Linked DNA regions of Mus musculus: all the other regions are linked to region 1. A link is a loop called in an ENCODE intact Hi-C map of the cell type or tissue named here. Cell type or tissue: left cerebral cortex. All regions are shown on one strand.

Evidence for each region. Peaks named below come from ENCODE experiments on the same cell type or tissue, not always from the same donor. Only the 100,000 strongest peaks of a DNase experiment are listed, where the experiment ranks them.
Region 2: a loop joins it to region 1, with 2.6 times the contacts of the local background. A loop is called at or near these places in 7 of 42 quality-filtered maps.
Region 3: a loop joins it to region 1, with 5 times the contacts of the local background. A loop is called at or near these places in 32 of 42 quality-filtered maps.

The regions. Positions count from the first base shown.
Region 1 is chr1:180,425,746-180,430,745 of GRCm38, forward strand. No RefSeq gene overlaps it. Among named protein-coding and RNA genes, the nearest start is that of Gm39712, 20 kb to the left of the region's middle. In left cerebral cortex, a CTCF peak has its summit at 2,818 (motif pointing left); DNase peaks (open chromatin) are centred at 2,120, 2,747 and 3,391; H3K27ac peaks cover 593 bases.
Region 2 is chr1:180,172,653-180,177,652 of GRCm38, forward strand. Coq8a (coenzyme Q8A) reads right to left here. Exons shown (of 15, transcript NM_023341.3): 5 at 1,599-1,673. Among named protein-coding and RNA genes, the nearest start is that of Coq8a, 21 kb to the right of the region's middle. In left cerebral cortex, CTCF peaks have their summits at 164 (motif pointing left) and 2,668 (motif pointing right); a DNase peak (open chromatin) is centred at 2,702.
Region 3 is chr1:180,544,174-180,549,173 of GRCm38, forward strand. All of the region lies in intron 3 of Gm31986 (a long non-coding RNA gene), which reads right to left. Among named protein-coding and RNA genes, the nearest start is that of Parp1, 22 kb to the right of the region's middle. In left cerebral cortex, no CTCF peak of the experiment used is centred here; DNase peaks (open chromatin) are centred at 2,857 and 3,810.

The DNA.
Region 1 (5,000 bases):
ACCCTCAGTAGCAACTTACATTGACTGAGTGACTGGACCATCCACGTTCTTTGTACATGCTGCCCAGAGCCATCTGACAGACCACATCCCTGTCCTCAGACATAACATTGTTCCTCATCACATGGGCTCAAGTACCTCTGCCCTCCAGGCTGATACCTGCAGGGGACCATAGTCACCCTGTCACAGAGCCCTCGTCCCCTTGACCTGTAGTCATCTTTCTAGCAGACCTGAGAGCATCCAGAGAAGTGGGTGGCCCGTTGCCTGTTGCATCTCAAGACCATTTTTGGTACCAACTGCCTAATCCTGGGCTCACAAGAAGCTGGTCCTGCTGGCACATGGGGTAGCAATTGTGACCAACGTCATTTCATGGGGCGTCTTCAGGGGTGGGTGCTCTTCCTGGATGGGGACAGAACAAGCATCTTGGGGAGGCAGGGCAAGAATCTGTATCCAGTTCACTCCTGCTGCATCAACCTCCGGAGAGGAGTCTTTGCGATGGCCCAGCCATGTCTGACAGCCTAGACTGTGCTTACCGTTGCCATTCATCCCAGGAGGTGAGGAGGGAAGGAGTATCACCACCTGTCATTAAACCCCAGGGAGCAACTCCATGGCCACACCCTCTGGCTGGTCTTTCCCCCCACCCCTACCCCTTCCACTGACAGGGAATTGGGGTGTTGGGACTGTCGTCTATCCTGTGGGTCTGGAGGGCGAAACAGGCTGAAACAAGGCCGCTTCAAAGGCAGCACTGGACGTAGCCTGGAGAGTTCTGTGTGGCAAAAAGGAGCCAGAACCACGCTGAATCAGTGATAATGCAGGAGAAGCCTGGTGACTTGGGCACATTTCAGTGTCTGCCAGCTCCATGAGCCCTACTATGTGCCCTCCATGTCTGCACAGGCTCCTTGGTTGTCCTGTCTTCACTAATGCACGAGGTGGCTCAGCCTGGCAGTGAATCTTAGAAACAGCCAACTGTAGAAACTCTTTAATTAATTGAGAGGGAACTCTGAACCTCCTCTGAGGTAGAGTGCTCATTGCACAGCAATGCTGTATACATATGAGGGACACAGGGTCCCTAAGTCCGGAGGTGGTATCCGAGACTCCCTTAAGAGGCTCCTGCCTGTACCAGCCCTTCTGAACCCTATACAAGAATATCTCTCTCACCGGGTGTGGTGGCGCACGCCTTTAATCCCAGCACTCGGGAGGCAGAGGCAGGTGGATTTCTGAGTTCGAGGCCAGCCTGGTCTACAAAGTGAGTTCCAGGACAGCCAGGGCTGCACAGAGAAACCCTGTCTCGAAAAACCAAAAAAACAAAAAACAAAAAAGAATATCTCTCTCCTTCCTTCCCCATACTACATAGCTGACTCTGTATTCTCTGCCCCTCTCCCACCTTTCAGCTGTGCAGTCACCAGAGCAAGCATCCTCTTAGACATTAGACCATATAAATAAAGCTTTATTAGAGACCACCATGTCACTACTTTATATATCATCTAGGGTCTCATTCAACCCCTTACAGAACTGCCGAATCCTGTTCGAAGGTAGCAGTGGCCGATGGTTGTGAGTTGCTAAGTGTCAGGTGATTAAAGGTAAAGTAGTTTAATACTCATAACAACTCTATGAGATGAACCTTGCCATCCCCGAGTTCTTCGCGACAGAACTAGGAAACAACAGACCAAACTTTGCTTTGGACCAAACTCGAGACCTGCCTGTGATTCTGCCTGTTTCTGCTTCCCTGGACAGTCCAGGGCGTGTATTCTGGTACCAGGCTGTGCCACAGGATCCCTAGGACAGCCCATGGATGCTGGTGCCTGGGATATGTAGGGACAGAGCTATCAAGGCCCAGAGTCAGTGTACCTGGTAGTCCCTGTTCTCCTGCAGGCCTGGAAGTGGGGCTGGAGACCCGAGACTGCTGGAGCGAGGGTCTGTTTGTTCTAGGCGTGGGATGACCCTCCAGGCAGCTGAGTGTTAGCATCCATGGCATCCAGTCCCCTTTCTCCGCAGACTGAGGGTTCAGAACCACGTCTGCTTGCCATTCACAGTCTGGATCACACACCCTGCCACAGAAATGCAGCAAACACATCCAGTTCCCGGGAACACCAAGAACCAGCCTGGGTGGCATTTTTTTTTTCAATTTCGTTTTCACTGTGACAGCTGTGGCCCAGCTCCTGGCATTTAGCACACCATGCACAGGCATAAAATGACACATTCAACAGAGAAGTGGGGACTGGGAAGCAGACAAGCTCGGGGACCAGGCGTTTCCTCGCTGTGCGGAAGATGGGGGAGGGTCAAAGGGAGCTTTTATTAAACCCCGTAGGTGACACCGTAGGTGACAGCCACAACCCCTAATAGACCCCAATAGAAAATTCACAGAGACAAATTCACCAGGAATTGGGGTCCTACCTTGTGGTCTCCTTACTCTGCACACTTGGTCCTGGGGACATTTAGAGGTCACAGAGTTCAGGCCACAAAGATAGACGTTTGCAACCAGCGTCATTATCTGACCTAGTCTTTCCTCTCTGTACTTTCCAAACTTGTGAATCAGCAAAGTGGGATTTAAAGTGGGGGCAGGGGAGAAAGTCCCACATGACTTCTGTGCTTTTCGGGACAGTAGCACATACGATTTTAAAAATAGTTTCTGCACATTACGGACAAACGGGGTCTGTGATAGCTTTTTTGACAGCAGCAGGCCTGCTCTATTTCAATGAGAAGAAAAAAAAAATGCCCAATTTTAGTCATGCTTTCTGAGAACACATGCTGGCATGAATTCAAGACAGACTAGAAACCGCGAGGCCCCATTAGGGAGCCTGCCCCCTTGTGGACATCAAGGTGCATTGCAAGATGGCCCTAGGACAAGGAGGCTAGTCAGGGAATGCATTTAATTTACAAATGACATCTTGCTCTAGTAAATACCAGAGCCCACATTTAAGGCACAGTGGTGGTGGTGGACAGATATCAGGAATATACGGTACAGTATAAAGGACACCATGCAGAAAAAACAAGGGGTCCCATAGGACAAAAAAGAGGCCTCACCCAAGTCAGGAACATAAAGGCCATTTAGGAAAGGCTTTGCAAAGGAAATGCCACCAAAATGAGTTTAGAAGCTGAATATGAATTATCCAGAGGGTTGAAGGATGGAGGAAGCAGACACACAGCACAGAGACACAGGGAAGGAATAGCTCCAAGTGGCCAGAGCCGAGGACCCATGTGCAGAGGACCCATGTGCAGCTCACAATGTGGTCATAGCCGGATCTCAGGCCTGGGCAAGGAATAGCGGAAGCAAATGGGGAATGTGGAGTGTCTCCCAGTGACAAACAGGTGTCCCTGGGGGCTCCTCGGCAATGACATGAGGTGACACTTCTGCATGGAGGAAATGATGCTAACCAGTGGAGAGATGCCAAGTTCTATAATGAGGTCGAGGCCGTAAGCTAGAGGGAAATTAAGGAAACAGTCTGGATGCCGTGGGGTCCATGGAGTGCAGAGAAACCAAGCTTGCCAGGTCAGCCTCGCTCACTCCTGTGGAGCCAGAAAGCCCTGCCACCCTTCCTTAAGGTTTGACTTATCATCTTCTAGGTGTCCCCTTCCTGCCCACCTCCCTTCCGGTTCAAACAAAATCCTTTGAGCCTCTACTCCTGCAGGTTCGTGGTTAATCTCACGGCTAAATAGCCAACACTTCAAAACCAATCCCACTTCTACATTAGGTGTAAAAGATTTTCCATTTTAGGGAGAAAGGGGGAGGGGCAGTTTACAGGTGTGTCTCGCGTCACTCAGCAGCCAGGCATTTGTAATTCCAGTTACCTGGCTCAGGGATGCAGCTGGTAGGAGATGAAGAGACACATCCAGAAGTCAGTAGCTAGTGTGTGTTTGAGACACCCACCCCTCTCTATAAATCGACCTGCATCTTAGCTCCTGATCTGTGGAGAGCACAGTGGGAATGGCTGATTGGATACTGGCTGAAAGGCTTGGATCTTAAAGAATACCGAAGGCCCAGCTGCTGCCCTCTCTACTCATTCCCTAAGGGCTCAAGGCAGAGGCTTGGATGTCTGTTACCTCAGGTTCCAGCGCTTAGACCCAACTGACACCAGCTAACCCCAACTGACCCAGTTGGCCCAGAAAACAATATTTGTATGTTGCTTTTACCATGTATGGCAAATGTCTGTTTTATAAGGTTACTTCCAACCTATTTCCTGTTTTCAGCACTTATTACTACAACATAAGTAAACACGTGCATGACTCTGGGGGGGGGGGGGAAGAGTACTGTAAGCTTAGATCACAGCCGTGCATAATCACTGCAAGAGCCAGCTATCTCTCCAGCCACGCCCAGGCAGTTTCTTATTCCGTAACTTCAAGCGCCTGCATTGGCTTCACATTAGGGAACAGATGACCACCATGAGCCAGGTCTACAGGTCTGGGTCACACCACCATAGCTGGAGACAGCTCAGCTCTAGTGCTTGCTGGGCTGTGGCCCCAGCTGAGGTTCTAGCAGGCTCACCATCACCTTGGCTGGCTCAGCAGCACTGTGAAGAACACACAGTGTGGCCGTTCTCACATTCTCATTTCCCTCTCTATATAACAGGGAAGGCCAAGCTGTGGGCGTGTAAGGCTAGGCACAGGAGAGGGCACACCTGGCCCCAGGCACGTATATAGATGATAGGTGGAGTCCTCCGTCCTCCCTTCTGTCCTCCACGCTGGGTGTGTGCTCTTAGGGGTGTAGTCTTGCCCCAGCCCCTCCTGATTGCTGCTCTGTTCTTCTTCCTTCTTGCTATGATGTGAAATTCTCTGCTTTACAATACTCTCACCACTGGTCCCCAACATAGATTAGAATCCCTGAAACGATTTGAAAAACAAATCCTTCTTCCTTTGAGTTATATTAGACGGTCTAGTCCCCCAGCTATGGGAAAGCTAACACGAGCTGTGGGTTGTTCTGATAGACAGGAAGAGGCTGGACGTTTCCCTTGGCATATGAGGAGCTAAGTGCTGGTCCCTGATCACCCCAGCACTGGTGATAAAAT
Region 2 (5,000 bases), 250 kb before region 1:
CCCTCCCCTGTCCTCCCCAGGTCCTGGGACTCAGGATTAGGAAGACAGGAGTGAACACAGGCAAGGCCACTAATTCTAGGACAAAGGAGGGGAAACTGTCGCTCACCTATACACAAACCATACCTCAGCTGAGCACCATCTCCTGGTACTTGGAGATGGTGTCTAACCCAACTGGCTTTTTCTGGGCGTCTCCACCCCACAGTGGGCTGATCCTCATAGGCTGACATGTCTCCCACCCAGAATGGCCCGAACCAAGCAGGACAAGCCAGAAATATGGTGGTATGCCCAATGCAGGACAGGGTCTCCTGGGCAGAGCTTACTAGCCTGGACAGCAGCTTAAAGATCAGGGCACTGTAGGCAGATTATGAGCCTGAGTAGGTACATCTCCCAAGGCCATTTACTCTGTAATGCCTCAGGACCTACTGGCAAGGCTAAAGGAACCGAAGCCTTAGTCTCTAGAGTCCCTGAAAAAGGACACCAGCTATGCCCTTGAAGGTAGGCTGACCTCTCTCCTCTTAGACGAGGTAGGATGGAAAGTGGTTGGCAGGAGGTGCTGGATCTTGGGAAAGCTAGCTTCTCAACCAGAAAAAACCACGGGTTTCACATCCCAAAGTACTTAAGCACCAGCACTAAAAATACCCACGCTAAATCCCCTGTTCTCTGGTCCCTTCCAAGAACACACAAGGTGTCCATCCTAGGACTGGAGCCTGAGAACCCCGTGAGTGAAGTGCTGTCTGGAGAGCTGGTACACCCCCTCAGGCCCCTCAGACCATGAGTACCAAGAGGTCCTGTGAATGGGTGTGAGAGCTGTGAGGAACCTTCAGGAGAGTATGGGACCAGAACCTCAGATGCACTTGGAAAATCCACCGATTAGGAACCCCTAATGGCTCTGCTGGGTAAACTCCCAGCCATCTACCCTCAGAGAGGGGCTCACACGGCTCCTTCCCCAGCCAGAATCCGAGCATCAGGAAACCCCTCGGGTTTGGTGGGGACTGAATGCAGAACATTCTCTAGATTGTACAGCCACAAGTGGTCACTGAACTTGTGTTCCAGGCAAGGCTGATGGGCCAGATCCTGGGCGGCAGAGAACAGAGGTGGTCTGGTCTTTGTCTCTGGAATGGCCCCAGCCTCTCTGAGCCATGTTCAATGAAGGAATGATACAATACGTCTGTCCCCATACCTATATCCCTACCCACGGGGACAAAGGAGCTTTGCATTTGACCTCGGCAGATCACAATTCATAGGTCCTCGGGAGCAGGGCAGGAGAGGAGAGCAGGAACGAATGGTGGGCAAGCAAGCAAGTATGGAGGTGCACATGCTGGTGGTAACAAGAGTGTGGGCATGCTAAGGGAGCCAGAGGGGCTGGGGGGAGGGGGTCAGCTGGGGCTGAAGGCGGGAGCCATCGCCAATTCTCCAATCCTCCAACTCTCTAAGCAAGTCAGTCTACCAATCACTCAACCGCAGGAACTACATCCACAGGAACTACATTTCGGAGGACTCCTGCCTGAGGAAGCTCTGGGAGGGCATGGGGTGGTCCGGACAATGACAATGATGACCTCACATAATCATCCACCCTTTGTACACAGGGCCCTGCTCACCTGTGGAGTTCTCAGAACGCAGACTCTTCTTGGCAACTTCAGCCAACGCCCCAATTCCCAGACCTACAGCCAGACCTGGAAGGGTAAGAAAGCAGGTGCTTGAGTGGCTGGGACCACCCAGGTAGGTACCAGGCCTGGTGACCAGCAGGCAGGTACCACTGCAATGTACTAACATTCGCTGGGTACTCCCAATAGGGAGTAGGAAAGAACACACACTGGTGGTTGTAGGACAGTCAGCTCTGAGCAAGTGCTGCCTGTGAGTTTGCGCAGCTCTCATCCATCACCTGTGACAACCCACACTCGCGAAAACACAGGCAGACTCCATATTGGAAGGAACCAGCACAAATAGGAAGACAGAGCAAGCCTGGTCTGTGGACCACTTCCTGGAAATACAACTATAGAAGACAGCCACTCACTCAAGTCTGCAAGAGCATCCAGTAGTCTTGAATCACTGTATCGATATGCAACAGGTAGCAGTAAAACCTGGGACGTTCAACAACAGCAAAAACACGGGGTGTCCCAGCTGAAGTCCCTGGGGCCAGAACAGAACCCCCCCCCCCACTCCCATGCTGGCAGCACTGATAGTGACCGAGAACAATAGCCCTTGGGTCTTCCCTCCCAGGAGGTATGGCTGAGGCCAGGCAGAGAGCCTGGGAGTCTGGCTCAGGGCCCACACCTTCCTGGAAGCTCCCTTCCCAAAGGCTGTACAGGACGGCATACCACTCAGAGACGGGGCAAGGGCTATGAAACTCTTCTCCAGTCTTTCTACAATAATCAATGCATTACAGAAAAACGCTGGATTTGCTGAAAATGTATAGAAAGAAATTTAGGCTGTGTGTGGCCACACATGCTGTCATCCCAGCATTTTGGAGGCTGAGGCACGAGGTCTAACATAGTTCAAGGCCACCCAAGGATGCAAAGCAAATTCCAGAATATCCAGGAGTATATATGGTAACCTTGTCTCAAAAAACAAAAACAAAAACAAAAACCAAAAACACAACACTCAAGTAACTTTTTAAATGCTTTTTAATTAAAAGGTAATTCTTTTACACATTTAATACTATATTTATTTGCCACTAGGTGGCAGTGCATGCTCTACTTTGCCCACCTTACCAGCCGTTCCTATCACAGAGGTCACTAAGAGAACCAAAGGTGTCAAGTGCCCACACTCTCAGGTCCAAGACATGGCAGCAAAACAGCTTGTTTATTCAAAACAATCAGGCCCATGGTGACAAAGGAAGTCTCGTGTCAACTACATGCATGACTTTTAAGATTTCTGGAGGCCATTAAAAAACAGGCGAGAAGAAACATGGAGAGTGAATTCTAATGCATTTAGCCCAGCATAGTTAAAATAAAAATCAATGTAAAAATTGAAAGCACTTTCCATCTCGGGTGTGTGCACTGTCTTCAAATCCTGTGGGAAGGCACATGCATTGGACACATGGGGCAGAACAAGCCAAACTGGAAGAAGCCACAGCGACAACCAAGACATGCTGGTGGTGCCCTGGGATAGGGTGCTACTGTGGATGTCTGGTGGGGCAGGCACCAGCCCTTTAACACTCCGCCTACCCAGGCCAGTCTGGATGGCACTGGGCACTGGGAGCCAGAGTCCTAATTAAACATTAACTTCCCGCCAACTGTCTTCCTCGCCCTACCTAACACAATATCTAACTTAGCAAAAGAAAGGAGGACAGGCAGCATTCAGTCACCAAGGTCCCTGTGGAGTCCTTCCAGCTTAGAGACACGCCCACAGAAAAGGCAGACGACATCCAGCCGCACACACAGCAGTCAGAGCCCCCTACACCTACCCCCGGCCGCACAGCGCTGGGTCAAACTGTCCCTGCCTGCTTCTGGGCTCCCAGGCAAAGCACAAACTCTACCACGGGGGTGGGGAGACAGTTATTAAACAAATGCCTGAAGGAACATTCTAGAAAGGAGGCCTCTGGCTCCATCAGTAGCTGCACCAGACCTAGGAGCTGCCAAGAGAGGGGCAGGCTCCTGCAGCAGGCAGACCAGGAGGGAAGAACAAGCTCACCCTACCAGTGATCATGATCTCCCCGGTTCTATGAACCCAGAATAAACTGGCTCCCCTTCATGGGCCTGGTATAATGAGATTCTTGGAATCCCCTGCCCAGCTCAGCTTCACCTAGAACCAGGTAAACCTGGGATAACTAACTCTGGGAAGGGGAATTCCAGGCTGGGATTTTTCTGCCATCTTCAGATACCTTGCTTCTGCACCCAAGGACCTCACACAGCACTGCCTCTTCTACTGTGTGTGTTCTGTGTCTAGAAGGCTTGATCTCCACATGTCACTGAGAGGAGAGAACCACTGTTGGCAGCCTGACCTTCCTCCTGGCCTGTGACGGCACACTGCCCATACACAGAAAGTTCCTAATACTTCTCATTAAAAGTGGTTTTGCCACCAAGGAAGGGAAGTGACAGGGCACAGAACTCTCCCGCAGGCAAAGCAGAGGTCCAGCGGGCCTGTGTCCAGGCTGGGAGCCTATTCTGGGTAACTCAGGAGCCTCACCTAGCCTCCCCATTCAGGTCCCTCTGGAAGTCACCAAAGAAACAGTCACTCCACTCCCTACCAGTCACCACAGGTGGAAAGCAAAGATTTTAACCACAGGAGCCTTCATGAGCAGGCTGGGTAGCATTGAGAGTGGAACAGCAGGCTACCACTCCTGCTGGTGCTGCTCTGCATGGTGAAATCCCAGGGCTTGTTTACAACACGTGGCTGGAAAGGGCCTCTGCATAAGCAACCAGACAAGAGTACTGAGGAACCAGGCACTGTAGACCAGGCCCCACCTGTACTCAGGAGGGACCCAGGGTCTTGTGTGTGTGCTAGGCCAGATCTCCACTCCCTGAACCACATCCTCAGCCCTAAAGTCCACTGTAATTAATACACATGGCTCACTCACTCTGCTAAGAAAGTCCACATAGAGCAGACAGACAGACATGGCTAATGTCCTCTGCGTGGGTACTAACAGTGTACTTCTAGATAATACTGGCATCCAATAGCAGCCTCATCCCCCAGGCACTGCAGCCCAGGAGGAAGAGGGAGAGAAACAAAAAGAAAGAGACAAAGCTCCCTGAGGTGTCTTCTCCCCGGGGAAGACCTAACAGGTCCTCTGCTGTCTATGTAGGAAGGTAGGTGCCTACTCATAGGACAGGCAGCTCAGATGTCCCTGCACAAGACAGAGGTCTGTGCTCAGCTCCTCCTCTGAAACTGCACAGAACAGCAGCCATTCTCAGCAGGTTCCTCTCACACTCGATGAAGAATCTGCTACCACATACACAAGCACCATGACAGATGCTTCACTGCAGGCCCAGAAACTGTCAGGACCCACAGCCTGAACCTTCTGAAACTGCCTGTTGCTTCTGCCACAGGTTTTGGCAATG
Region 3 (5,000 bases), 120 kb after region 1:
ATTGTCAATTTGACTAGCTTTAGAAGCACCTAGGAGTCATATCTTGGGGCACGTGTGAGAGAATTTCCAAAGAGGGCTAAGGACAGACAATTTAACCTAACTATAGGTGACACCATCCAAAGGACTGGGATCTCAAACTGAATGGAGCCAGGCGGTGGTGGTGCACGTCTTTAATCCCAGCACTCGGGAGGCAGAGGCAGGCAGATTTCTGAGTTCGAGGCCAGCCTGGTCTACAGAGTGAGTTCCAGGACAGCCAGGGCTACACAGAGAAACCCTGTCTCGAAAACAAACAAACAAACAAACTGAAAGGAAAGGGGGAAATAAGATGATTAAGTGTCCCTCTCCTTCCCATTCGTCACTTTAGCTGCAACACAACCACCAACCTTCCCCACTTTCCCCACCGTGACGGGACTGTACCCTCGAACCATGAACCTAAGTAAACCCTCCCTTCCTTAAGTCACTTTAGTCAAATATGTATTAAAGCAATGAGAGAAGCAATATATAGGTTATGTAACCAAGTAACTGAGCTACTAGGAATTTCACAGAAATTCCTCCACCAAGCAAGCGAGAGCCAGAGAGGGAGAGAGCAAAGCAAGAGTGCGCGAGAGCGAGAACAAACGTGAGAGCGAGATAATGGGTCCATTGTCATACCCTTAAACCAAGCTGGCCTTGAGATGTGGTGGTAATATTTGTCTCAGCCCAAAACAATGTGAGCATCTGACTGCCTAGACAGTGGGAAAGGCCCAGGGTACCTGCTAACCAACCCACCATCCCCCAAAGCCTTGCTCACTGCCGGGACTCCTAACTAGGTCCTCCTACCACGTGATCAGAGAACCTCTGCAGACAGAGCTCCGCTGAACAGATCTACGACCAGTAGCTGATTTTCTTCGTGGCAGCTCCCAGGTAGTTTCCAGGTACTTACTCTAAGGCTCTAGGCTCATAGGTTTGAATACTTAGTCTCTAGTTTTGGTGGCTGTTTGGAGAAGACTAAGAAGTGTGGCCTTGCTGGAGGAAGTATGTCACTGGGGGCTGGCTTTGAGGCTTCCAAAGCCTCTAGCCATTCTTGGTGTTGTTAGCTCTCTCCAGCTCCTGCTTGTGAGACCTGAGCTCTCAGCTGTTCCTGCCACCATGCCATCGCTCTACCTTTATGGACTCTAACCCGTCAAAACCATAGGCCCAAGTAAATGCTTTCTTTTGGTCATGGTATTTTCTCACTGAAACAGGAAAGTAACTAAGACATCGAGTACATGCATTGAACCCCCAGCAGGTGCACTTGGCTCACCAGATAAGATGTTGAATCTTTGTGCTCCGGTCCCAGTCCTCTGCTCAGAGCTGGGGGTGCTCATGGGGTACCACTTAGCGCTGTATAAAAGTAAAGTTGAGCTGGGTGGTGGTGCACGCTCCTTTAATCCCAGCACTTAGGAGGCAAAAGCAGAATGATCTCTGTGAGTTCGAGCTTAGCCTGGTCTATAGATCGAGTACCAGGACAGTCTGGGCTATGCAAAGAAACTCTGTCTTAAAAAAAAAAAAAAGAAAGAAAGAAAGAAAGAAAGAGAGAGAGAAAGAAAGAGAGAGAGAGAGAGAAAAAGAGAAAGAGAGAAAGAAGAAAAAGAAAAGAAAAGAAAAGAAAAAGGGAAAAACAAAAAAAACAAAGAAAAAGGAAAAATAGAAAAAGAAATGAAAATTTGATTGGTGAGCCCTGAGGAGCCCTTGACTATAGATGGGAGGTCCAGGGGTAGGAGGTAGGGGGTGGAGGGCAAGAGTCTAGCTCTTCAGGGAAGGAACACTGGGCAGTCAGGCCCCAAAGAGCTACAGCCAGGAAGGTAACATTTCTGACAGTCAAACCCAGAGCTCACCAATATGGCGAGTCTTGCTGAAACCCCCTAGCATGGCTGCAGCCATTTTGTCCCATAACTGCCAGCTATTTCATACTGTTGCCAGTCACTGATGCAGAAGAATAACTTGACTCAGAGCAGGGTCATGTGACCCCATACCCTGTTATGTTATGTATATTATGAAGTTTGTTAATATTAAGAAATTCCACAACTATAAGCTTCATGTAGGGCCCATCAAATTAAAGGTCAACATGAACTGTTATGCCTAAAATACTTGAGTCAGGCAGCACTCGTTCCAGCACCTGGGTATGAGCTCATTGTGGTTTTGTGGTTTTAACCTTTATAAACTGACATAGAAAAAATGTTTAGAGTCATAGCCTCAGCCCCCGAGATCTGAGCTACAGCCCTAATAGATCAATCTTAGGGTGTGCATTCAATACACCATCTGCTGGTGTTGTATGGACTCCACCCCGACAGATACCTGGCAACAGCCAGGTATGCCCCACCCCACTGTTACTTGGCAACAGCCAGGTAGGCCTGGCCTATAAAAGGGGCTGCTTGTCCCCTCCTCTCTTACTCCTGCTTCTCTCCCTTGCCTCTTGTCCCCTTGCTCCCCCTCTCTCCACATTCCCTTCCCCCCTCTCTCCACATGGCCGCCTCCCCCTGCCTTTCTCCACCTCTGCTACCCTCTTAACTCCCCTCCCCATGCCCTGAATAAACTCTATTCTATACTATACCAGTGTGGGTCTGGTCTCTCAGGGGGAAGAAATGCCTTGGTATGGGCCCACTGAGGCACCCCATCCCCCCACACCTCGCCAGAACATATCGTAATAGCCCTTTCTCTTTTTATGATCACAACACTGTCCCTGTCTGAATGAGATCGGTGTTCATGTGGTTTGTGGGGTGACTCTTAGACCATTCTCACTAGCCAATTTGCTTGAGAGAATCTCATCCTAAGTTTCTGAGGTTGGAGTTACAGGCAGCTGTCCCACCCACTCAACATTTGCATGCGGTCTGGGAGTCTGAACTCCAAGCTTCACATTCACACAGCACTTTGGTTGCTGAGCCATCTCCCCAGGACCCAACACTCCACTGCTATCTGGCTAATATCACACATACCCAGTTGGCACAAACAGTGGGCATACTGGACCTTCCTTGCTAGGTGTCTTCTGTCCTACCCCTCCTCAGAGGTGGTCCTCATCAGATTGGACTGTATTGTTATCTGCCTCATCCCTTCAACCAACTCCCTGACAATAGCTACATAAAAAGGAGAGTCTTCAGGGCGTGGCGGCAAACGCCTTTAATCCCAGAATTTAAGAGGGAGAAGCAGGTAGCTCTCTGGATTTGAGGTCTGGCTGGCCTATATAGTGAGTTCCAGATCAGCCAGGGCTATATGGTGAGACCTCCTCTGAAGTGAGAGGGGTTACTTTCACTGAATTCTAAGGGATGAAGTCCATCTTGGCAGGGAAGGTTTAGTCCCAGGTGCCGAAGCAGCTGGTTACTTTGTGTCCACAGTCAGGAAGCAGAGAAGGGCCTGCTTTCTCCCTTCATTTCAGCCTGGCTGTTAATTAACCTGATCTAGAAACTCCCTCATACGGGTGCCCAGAGATTTGTCTCCGGGGTGATTCTAGATCCTATCGATTGACAATCCATAGTAACCATCACTAGGACCCTTTGTCAGATGCCCCCTACTGTGCGCCCTTTATTCCTCCTCTTCCTCCTCAGTCTGCCTCAGCGACTTTTTTTCATAAATATCATCTTGTGATCCAGCCACTTCTTCCCTTCTCCGGATCCCTCCCTGGCCCCTCTCTAGGGGCTGAGTGTCTTTCTACCCCTGTTCCCTGTCTTGGCTGAATGATTGAGTGTTTTAATTTGTTTCCCAGGCGCAGTCTCTATGGCTCTGCTCTCTGTAATTCACACGGCAGCAGTCTGCTGGGACGTGTATAAAGTCAGTACTGAGAGGGCTCAGAGACGTGAGACACCAAAGAGCGGAGGGACAGGGAGAAGCGCAGGAGCCCCGCCCGAAAGAAAGGCTGGTGCGGGCCGGCTTGGAGCAGATCAAAGCAAGCAGAATGCTGGCTGCAGCGGGAGGTGGGGGGGGGGGGGGGGGCAGGAAGTTCTGTTACAGACAGGGCTGCAACTATCATCAGAGAAGCTGGAGAAATGAGGCTGCCTCTGACCCCTGCATTCTGGCCAATTACATAAAGCCCGGTACTTCTAAACAGCTCCCCTGATGGTTCTAGAGCTCACTCAGGACTACAAACAACAGGTTCAGCGGCAGACCTACAGGGAGAGGGAGAGAAAGGACTGTGAGGTGACCACATCTCCCTTCAAGCCCACACAAATATCCGGACACTGTGGTGGAAGCCCTGGGTAAGGGGGCTTGGTCCTAAAGAAGAGTCTTCGTGCAAAACTAGAATTCTGGGGTGGGTGTGGGCTGCTGCTTAGATGTCCCACAGAGGACCCAGAGTGAGGGACACCTCCACAGGCTGGTGTCTTTACCACTTGCTTTCCCAGTGTCACCTCCATGATCCTAGCTCTTCAAGTCCTCCCTGATCACAAAGACCCTGCAAGAATAGCAGCTCCTAGTCATTTCACAGGCAAAAGCAGAGTGCCTACTGTGTTCTCTCAGAAGAGGAGATGGAGACCTACAGGGTGCCAAGCTCTCACTGCGCACAGAGGGTGAGCCTGGAGTCGGTCTCTTTATATGGCGCATAGGAAACTAAAAGCCTGCTACTGCTGTTAATCAGCCCTGGGTCTACCAAAGAGCTCGGAGGTAATCCGCAGGAAGGTGGCCTCTGAGCTGAGGCTTCCTGGAGCTCTCGGAGTCTTTCACCGCCCTTCATCTCTCTGAGTGTCCCTTGAGCATACCTCAGCCTCTCTCTACAGGGAACTAGGCACCACTGCAAATTGCAATGAGGTTCTCAGCTGGAAGAGTATCTTATACCCCAGGCAAGCCAGAGCCTAGGGCAATGACCTGTAAACAGATTCCCTCACGGAGTGGTTGTTGAACTGGATAAAATACAATGGTGCTTTTGTGCTTTTTGTTGGGGGAAGAAACAGAAGGAACAAAAAGTCTTGCCCAGGGCCCTCCACCTGCCATTGTGGCCTGGGTTCCACAAACTCGGGAGCTCCCTGTTAGCATTTTGTCTAAGCTCCGCCCCA